Linked DNA regions of Homo sapiens: region 1 is linked to region 2. The links are chromatin contacts, found by Hi-C in ENCODE. All regions are on one chromosome and are shown on one strand. Each heading gives the region's core, a stretch centred on a gene start or an enhancer-like site at or near the end of the contact. The rest is flanking DNA. Distances are from core to core; before and after follow the strand shown. Region 1 holds the start of MID1 (midline 1). Region 2 overlaps CLCN4 (chloride voltage-gated channel 4).

Evidence for each region. Hi-C counts contacts between places; a loop is a spot of excess contacts on that map. Pooled maps may share reads with other maps.
Region 1: a loop to region 2 is called in a map of HCT116, with 2.0 times the contacts of the local background. The contact joins the promoter of MID1 here to the enhancer-like site in region 2. A Hi-C loop is called at or near these places in 2 of 168 maps with a recorded cell type or tissue (HCT116 and posterior cingulate gyrus) and 5 of 50 pooled maps.

What each region holds. Positions count from the first base shown.
Region 1 is chrX:10,618,948-10,622,850 of GRCh38, reverse strand. It overlaps MID1 (midline 1), which reads left to right and starts at 2,266. Exons shown (of 10, transcript NM_000381.4): 1 at 2,266-2,561. LOC124905245 (a long non-coding RNA gene) reads right to left here and starts at 3,150. Exons shown (of 2, transcript XR_007068391.1): 1 at 3,011-3,150; 2 at 1-2,704.
Region 2 is chrX:10,237,434-10,241,287 of GRCh38, reverse strand. CLCN4 (chloride voltage-gated channel 4) reads right to left here. Exons shown (of 13, transcript NM_001830.4): 13 at 3,628-3,854. Among named protein-coding and RNA genes, the nearest start is that of CLCN4, 82 kb to the right of the region's middle. Within about 2 kb of position 1,532, at least 2 of the 41 ENCODE cell types and tissues checked have a DNase peak (open chromatin) inside an H3K27ac peak, as active enhancers do.

The DNA of each region.
Region 1 (3,903 bases), core at 1,017-3,516, 380 kb before region 2:
AGACTTTGTGTATCCCCACCTTTCATTTTTTTTAGAGGTTTTCTGAAACATGGAGGCAGCATATTTTATGGCACTGTGTTAGTTCAGGCTGCTATAACAAAATACTGTACCTTAGACTGGGTCATTTATAAACAACAGACAATTATTTCTCGTAGTTCTGGAGGCAGGTAAATCCAAGATCAAGGTGCCAGCAGATTTGGTGTCTGGCGAGGGCTCTCTGCTTCATCAGTGGCTCCTTGTTGCTGTGTCCTCACATGGCAGAAGGGGCAAATAGGCTCTCTGAAACCTCTTTTATAAGGGTATTTTGCTTTAAGGGCATAGAAGATGGAAGGGATTAATTTTTCTTGGGGCATTTGGGGAAATCACGAATGAGTGGTGACATTTGAGATTGTTGGATAGTTGGTGAGTGAGTCAAAGGAGAATAAAAATGGAAGGAACATTAAAAGGGCTCAGTCCTTGAGAGAGGAAATCCCAGCTCATATTTACCTTTGAGGTGATGAAAGCAGAAGGCAGACGCAGTTGTAGCTTCTACTGAAGGTGATAAACAGATGTGCCATGGGATTAAGCTCCAGTATTTAATGGCAGGAGCCCTGGGTAGCTTCCTGTGTCCTGTGGCTGGGGCATACCTAGGGCTGGGATAGACGCAATATTTCTCAAAGTAAATCAGAGTCCTTTGTCAGTGGGATAAAATGCTGATTCTCAGGCTCCTCAGCAAACCTACTGAATCAGATTATTTTGGTGCAGGGGCCTGGAGATTTGCATTTTTAACAATCTCCCCAGAGGTTTCCTTGCACCCTCAAGTTTAAGAACCACCCTTTCAAAGCGTGATTTCATCACCCAGGAGACATTTGGTAATGTCTGGAGACATTATTGGTCATCACGATTGTGGGGGTGCTACTGGCATCTAGTGTGCAGAATCCAGGGATGCTGCTACACATCTTACAGTGCACAGGACAGCCCTCACGACAAAGAATTATCCTGCCCAAAATGTCAATAGTGCTGAGATTGAGAAATCCTGAACTCCATCATATGAAGGGCTCTCAAGGAAAAGTACAAGAAGTGGACTGAAGTCAGTTTGTGTCACTAGGTGGCTCCTTAGGCTACTCAGGCAGGGGGCTAGCGTTATGGGCTTCCAGGCCCAGTTATCGGACCACCAAATTTTCACAGAACTGGGCAGAGCTCACATGTATTGAACCCATGCAGCTGACACTCCTGAAGCCACCAATGCATTATTTGCTAAGTAATTTTTTTTCCTCTGATACCAACACATTTAAAATCTTTATTGAATTATCGTCACAAAATTGCGGTCATTTCTTGGGGGAAAATATGCCATTAGTTCTACACAAAGTACTCTTTGCTCAACTTGCACTTTCTTGAAATCCAGAAGGTAGATTTACATTAAAATCATGTTGGCTAAGAGTTGAAAAAAGTTATTGCTTATATGGAGTTAAGAAAGCAAACTTTGGAAATTTTTTTTGGTCTGAGTTTGTTTCTAAGAAGCCAACTACTTCTCCAGCTCTCCTGCAATCCTGCCAAGGTGATGTCCAGCTTGTCCCTGTTAATAAGTTCAACAGATCAACCCTGTAGGGAAGCCAAACCATAGAGAAAGGTGGATGCACTAAATTTTTTTTTTTCTGAACAAAATGTCAGTGTGTATTGTTCTATGACAATAGTGTTATTTGAAATTATGCCTCGGGCCTTCAGTAGGTAAAGATTCTTGTTCATTTGCTGCATTTCAAAAAAATTGTGTGCACGTTCCCATTAAGATTTATTTTTCTTAAATTGAATATACAGTTAATCTATATGCAGATGAGGTAGGTAACACCCTCCTTTCTGGATTGTTCGTTTTAGTTAAGGTGTTACTCATAACAATTTGGTTTCCTTTCCAGTCTTTTGCAAAAGTAGGGCTTCAGTGCAAGATATCCTTTTAAAAATACCCTTGGGTCCTGAGTGTTGAACTTTTCTGGCTGAAATAATTTTGCACCTTCCAAATGTTTTAATGCTGTTAGGGAGCTCTTAAAATGCAAGGATTTAAGGCCCTTAGCTAGTTAAGCTTTTAGCAGAACTAGAGCTGTTAGATAAGAATAGAACTCATCCTTTACTTTTGGAGCTTTGGACATTGTTTCCAGCTGCTTCCAGTCATTTGAATCCCGAAAGCGCCCCTAATCCTCGCGGAGGCAGCCTTTCTGGCTCCCAGGACCCACCCCCTTGCTTCTGATTGGCGAAGCTCCTCCGCGGCCCAAGCCAGCCACCTACAACGTCTCTGAGAACTGATTTGAAATAAGAGCCAGGCGGTCCTCGCTTCCCTGCGACCGACTTTTCATAGGCTGGGGGAGAAAAGGTTGAGAAACTTGACATTGTCTCGAGCAGAGTGCGTGTAGCAACAGATCAAAGAAAAAGAGGACGAAAACGTGCTCTTTGCTGCCCGTAGATTTCGCCGGGTTGCTTTTGTCTTGCGGGCTCCTGTCGGGTTCGGTGTTTCCGCTCTGAAGACTGCGACGCGGGCTCCGATGCAGCTCGCTCCCTGCCGGATGGGTCATGGGATTCTAAACATGAGGCAGGTAAGCTCAGGCGGTTGCGCTGGCGGCGGAGGGGGCGGGCGCCGCCCGGGACCCCTGCGACGTGTTACTGCGGAGAGCTTGCTGGGTTAGCAGGCGCCTGGCCGTAGTCGATGCGTTTGGCGGAAAGACGGGGCTGCATTTTCCTAAGACAACCAAAGAAGCACATTTTACCTGAGCCACCCCGGTCTGGTCCTCGCCACCCGCCCCCACTTTTGCCTCTAATTGTGGTTGATGTCAGGCAGTCGTTGTAAAGGGCTTACAAGCAGTTTGTAGAATATATGTAAATCAATTCCAGTTTGCGGCCGCTGGAATGTATCGTGCAGGATGTATCTCGAGCTTTTAGTGCCTCTACCCTATGCTTTGGGCTAGAATAAAGACAGCTGAATGTCCTGAAAAAGAATTTCACGGGGCCTCTTATCTCATTTTGGTTTCGCATTCTGAGCACTTACTGTGTTTCTGGCGGAGAAGGCGGAACCAGCTTGAAATGAGCACAGACAGTCCTTCCAGAAAAATGCAAATTTGTTTTTCTGTTCTAGCAGTTTGGAAACTGTATTGCTTCTGGACGTGAGAAGGCAGCCCTGAAAGTAGTGAGCGGAGAAAGGGCTGGGGGATTACTTAAATGAGTCTTTGAAAAGAATTCTAAACCAACAGCTTCTTCTGTGGCTCTGGGGCATGATGATAAAATTCCTTATCAGTCCAGGAAGAGGTTTATAGCTTTGCTGTTAAGCAAGAAAAGGAAAGAAAAAGTGGATGTAGGAAGCCAAGGAGAGGGTGTGATTTACAACTCAATCAAAGTTATGGAAGAATTTTATGTCAATATTTAAATATCAAGAACAATACTCATATAAGGAGAAAACAAGGCTGGAAAAACATGCCAATAGGCTTGGAAGGGCAGGGATTTCAAGAGGAATGCTATTGCTTTTACCAGCTCTGAATAAATCTGGATGGGAAAGTTAGCATCTGTATCGCAACCGGAAAAGCTCTTCACTTTTTCTTCTAAGTGGGTTGGGTGCTCGCCACCCTGCACACTTTGGGGGAAGTGAGCTTTCCATTTAAGAGCGCAGGGGAGGGGTTTCGAACTTTCTGTCCCTTTCCCACAGCCTTGGGAGATGAAGCAGAGCCCCCTTCGAATGGTCAGCGCAAACCCTCCGCCTTCTTGCCCCCTCGCTTGTTCGCTCAGCAAGCAGGCTTGGCAAGTTTCAGTGAGTGCAGAAAAACACTTGCGGAGGAGCAAGTGCCGTCTGCTTGCAATGAATTGCCCTTGCCTTGGTAGGGACTGTGGGGAGGACGTCTTTAAGTTCTGCAAACTCACAGTCCAACCTCATACTTTTAATGTCTACTA
Region 2 (3,854 bases), core at 283-2,782:
TGTTCTACCAGCGAGCATCCCCTGGATCCAACCTGTTAGGAGCCTGTGGGACGAGAATTTATGGATGTGTTTTCAATTTCTCTGAGAGAGTCTGTTTGGATTGAGGAAGGCTGTTTCATCTTTGAAATATGTGTTCCATAACAAGCGCTGGAATCACACATCAATTGCTCCCTTCGTTCTGTGAGCCAAGCCCTGACTAAAGGGGTTTGGAAATCCCCACAAGGTGCTCTCTGCTTATTGCTCATTCAGAAAGAAAAAACATGTCTTTAATGAAATGCAATGTTGAGGAACAGCCAGAAATAGATGCTCCCTATCTGCCTTCACATATGGTAGCTTCTTTCTGGCCAATTGACCACCAATGAACTGGGGAAGAGCTTTAACAATGGGCAGTCCAGGCACCCCGTGCTCAGCTGAAGCACACTGGTCCTGATGGAAATTGATGGAGATGGACGTTTCTAGTCCTTTCTCAACCCATGAAAGCCCAGGAAACCCATGCATGACCCAGACTTTTATTTGCAAGGCCATCCTGGTTAGCTCTAGCTAAGCCTCCAGAATTAAAACTGATGGGCTGTCACTTTTCAGACAAATTCTATTTGTTCATTCTCCCCCTCTGGTTTTTAACAACATCATGGTGACCGGAAATGTCCAAGGCCCACAAAACGCTGTTCTTTCATGAGTTTTACTAACAGACTCATTTCTACATTAACACCATGCTGGAGAGATTTTTCTTTGTCTGGAAGTGCAGAGGGTATTGAGTTTTAGGTTGCCTGAAAATAAGCAAGCTATACACTTTCTTGTGTTCCATGAATTCTTGCTCCAAATTTCAAAGTAATCAATTCATAGTTCAGTATCCATGCATACTGATGCTTTTCTGCTCTTCAAGCCAATATAAAGGTACAGAGAAATGGAATTTTCTACCAAGTAGCTTCCTTTCTATAATTTCCCATTAATTTGGAGACAGATTTTTTTTTCTAAATATATCCCTTAAGAGATCTGAGTTGTTGCTTTGTTTTGTTTTGTTTTTTGGAAAAATGACTGCAGGGACTGGGAAAAAAGCATTTGGCTAGTCTGATCTGCGTTTACTTTCTGTGGCCTTATAATTAAACTAAAGTGTTATATGTCCTTTAACAACACACAATTAATTGAAGTATTTCCAACTAAAGCTACTGAGCTTTAGATGATAATGTCTACCATTTGCCTGGTCATATTCCATGCCAAGTACTGTACAGCAATTACCTCATTTAATTCTCACAGCCATGCTGCTGTGGCAAGAGCAGTAGCTCACTCTACAGAGATGAGGAAACTCAGGCTCAGAGAAGTTCAGTCCCTTTGACAATGGCACACGGAGCCAGGACTCAATGGAGCCGGAACTCAAGTGCAGTCCTATCGGCCTGTGACATTGGTGTGACTCCCTGAAAACTCAATATTGAAATTCTGTTGGAAGAATATTCTGGCTGGGTGCGGTGACTCATGCCTGTAATCCCAGCCCTTTGGGAGGCCGAGGCGGGTGAATCACTTGAGGTCAGAAATTCGAGACCAGCCTGGCCAACATGGTGAAACCCTGTCTCTACCAAAAATATGGAAAATTAGCCGGGCGTGATGGTATGCAGCTGTAATCCTAGTTACTAAGGAGGATGAGACAGGAGAATCGCTTGAACCCAGGAGGCGGAGACTGCAGTGAGCCAAGATCATGCCACCACACTCCAGCCTGGGTGACAGGGTGAGACTCCATCTCAAAAAAAAAAAAAAAAAAAAAAAAAAAAAAAAAAAAAAAGATTCTCCTGTTTGCTTTTAGGATATCATGAGACCACAAAAGTTTCCAGGCATGGCTTTAAATGCCACCGATATGCCAATGGCTTGATTTATATCTCAAAACTTAATGATTCCACTGAGCTCCAAACTTGAATGTCTAAGAGACATCTCTCATGTAGCATTTCCAAAAGGGAGCTCCTCACCTAGTCTAGCCCATCTCAGTAAGTGGCAACTTGGTTGTACCATTTTATAACCAGTCCATCAGCAAATCTGTTGGCTCTACCTTGGAAATACAGTTTGCCCTCTGTATCCATGGATTCTGCATCTGTGGATTCAACTGTGGATTGAAAATATTCAGGAAAAAAAATGGATGGTTGCATCTGTACTGAACATGTACAGACTTTTTTCTTGTCACTATTCCATAGACAATGCAGTGTAACAACTATTTACATAGCATTACATTGAACTAGGTATTCTAAGTAATCTAGAGAACGTTTAAAGCAGACAGGAGGATGTACGTGGGCCATATGCAAATAATACAACATTTTATATAAGGGGCTTAAGCGTCATGGATTTTGGAATCTATGGGGGGTCCTGAAAGCAATCCCCCACAGATACTGAGGGGCAACTGTATAACTGGAATTCAAGAATTTTTCTGGGGCAAGCCCCCATCATCACTCACCTATTTGCAATAGACCCTTTTTTTTTTTTTGAAATGGAGTCTCGCTCTGTTGCCCAGGCTGGAGTGCAGTGGCACGATCTCAGCTCACTGTAACCTCTGCCTCCCAGGTTCAAGCGATTCTTCTGCCTCAGCCTCCCGAGTAGCTGGGATTACAGGCGCCTGCCACCACACCTGGCTTGTTTTTGTATTTTTTTAGTAGAGACAGGGTTTCGCCATGTTGGCCAGGCTCGTCTCAAACTCCTGACCTCAAGTGATCTGCCTGCCTTGGCCTCCCAAAGTGCTGGGATTACAGGCATGAGCCACCGCACCTGGCGTATCTGCAATAGACTCCTAACCGGAGCCCTGGCTTCCAGTCTTGCTGTCCAACAGCCAGAATGGTTTGTGGACAACACAAGTCAAATCATGTCACTCCTCTGAATTCCAGAACTTTACCTGGTCCTTCAAGACCCTGAAGCATCTGCTGTGTCTACCCTCCTCCCAAAGGGAAAACAAACCCAACTTCAAATACCCCCACTCCCATCCCAAGGCTGCAGCCATCCACCCCTGGTGGGCCCCCAGCAGGCTAGGCCCATTTCCACCTCAGGACATTTGCACTTGCTGTCCCCTCTGCTGAGGATACCCTTTCCCCAGCTGTACCCCCAGCTGGTCCCCTCCCCTAACCAGTGGGGACTCCTCTAACCACCCATATTAAATAGCACCTCTTCTAGGTCAAGGATCTGTGGGCATCCTTTGTTCCTTTCTTTTCTTTCTTTCAAATTTTCTGTAAAGTAGAAAGTTTTCACAAAAAAAAAGAAAAAATACTTGTGGGAAAAGACATAATTCAACCCTTGTGGTTCCCAAAGTAATAAAGGGAAAATTTGCTCCTGAAAGAAAGGATGAAAGAATGAATGAATGTTAGACCATTACCCAAGCCGTACTCCCCAGCCTTCACACAGGGCAAGCACAGATGGCCTGAGGACAGTGTTCCTACCCAATCCTTGGAAACTGATAGCCTCAGTCTGAATTTTCATTTGGTCACCGCCCACCCAGCCAAGAACAAGGAATTTTAAAGCTGACTAAATGGACTTCACAATCTGTGTGCCCGTCTTAAGATGGCTCTTTAACTTTACTGGATAGTTCTACCAAGTCATGGGGACCAGGTTTCCAGAGGTTCTACTGCGTAGAAACACACTGTGAAATCAGTATCTCTTCCATTTACATGTTTGTTGCAGACTCTGTGCTTGTTTTATTTTTAAAAATAGAGTTCAGACATTTAATATTTAATAAGGTGTCAACGTTTACACAGAGTGTTACAATAAAAAAAAACCAACACGTTGCTATGTGGTCGTTCCAACACCAAATGTGAATATATCTCATCAAAGTCGCACGTAGGCTCATTCCCAGCACCTCTAGGATAGCAAATAAATAGTTATTACCGCGC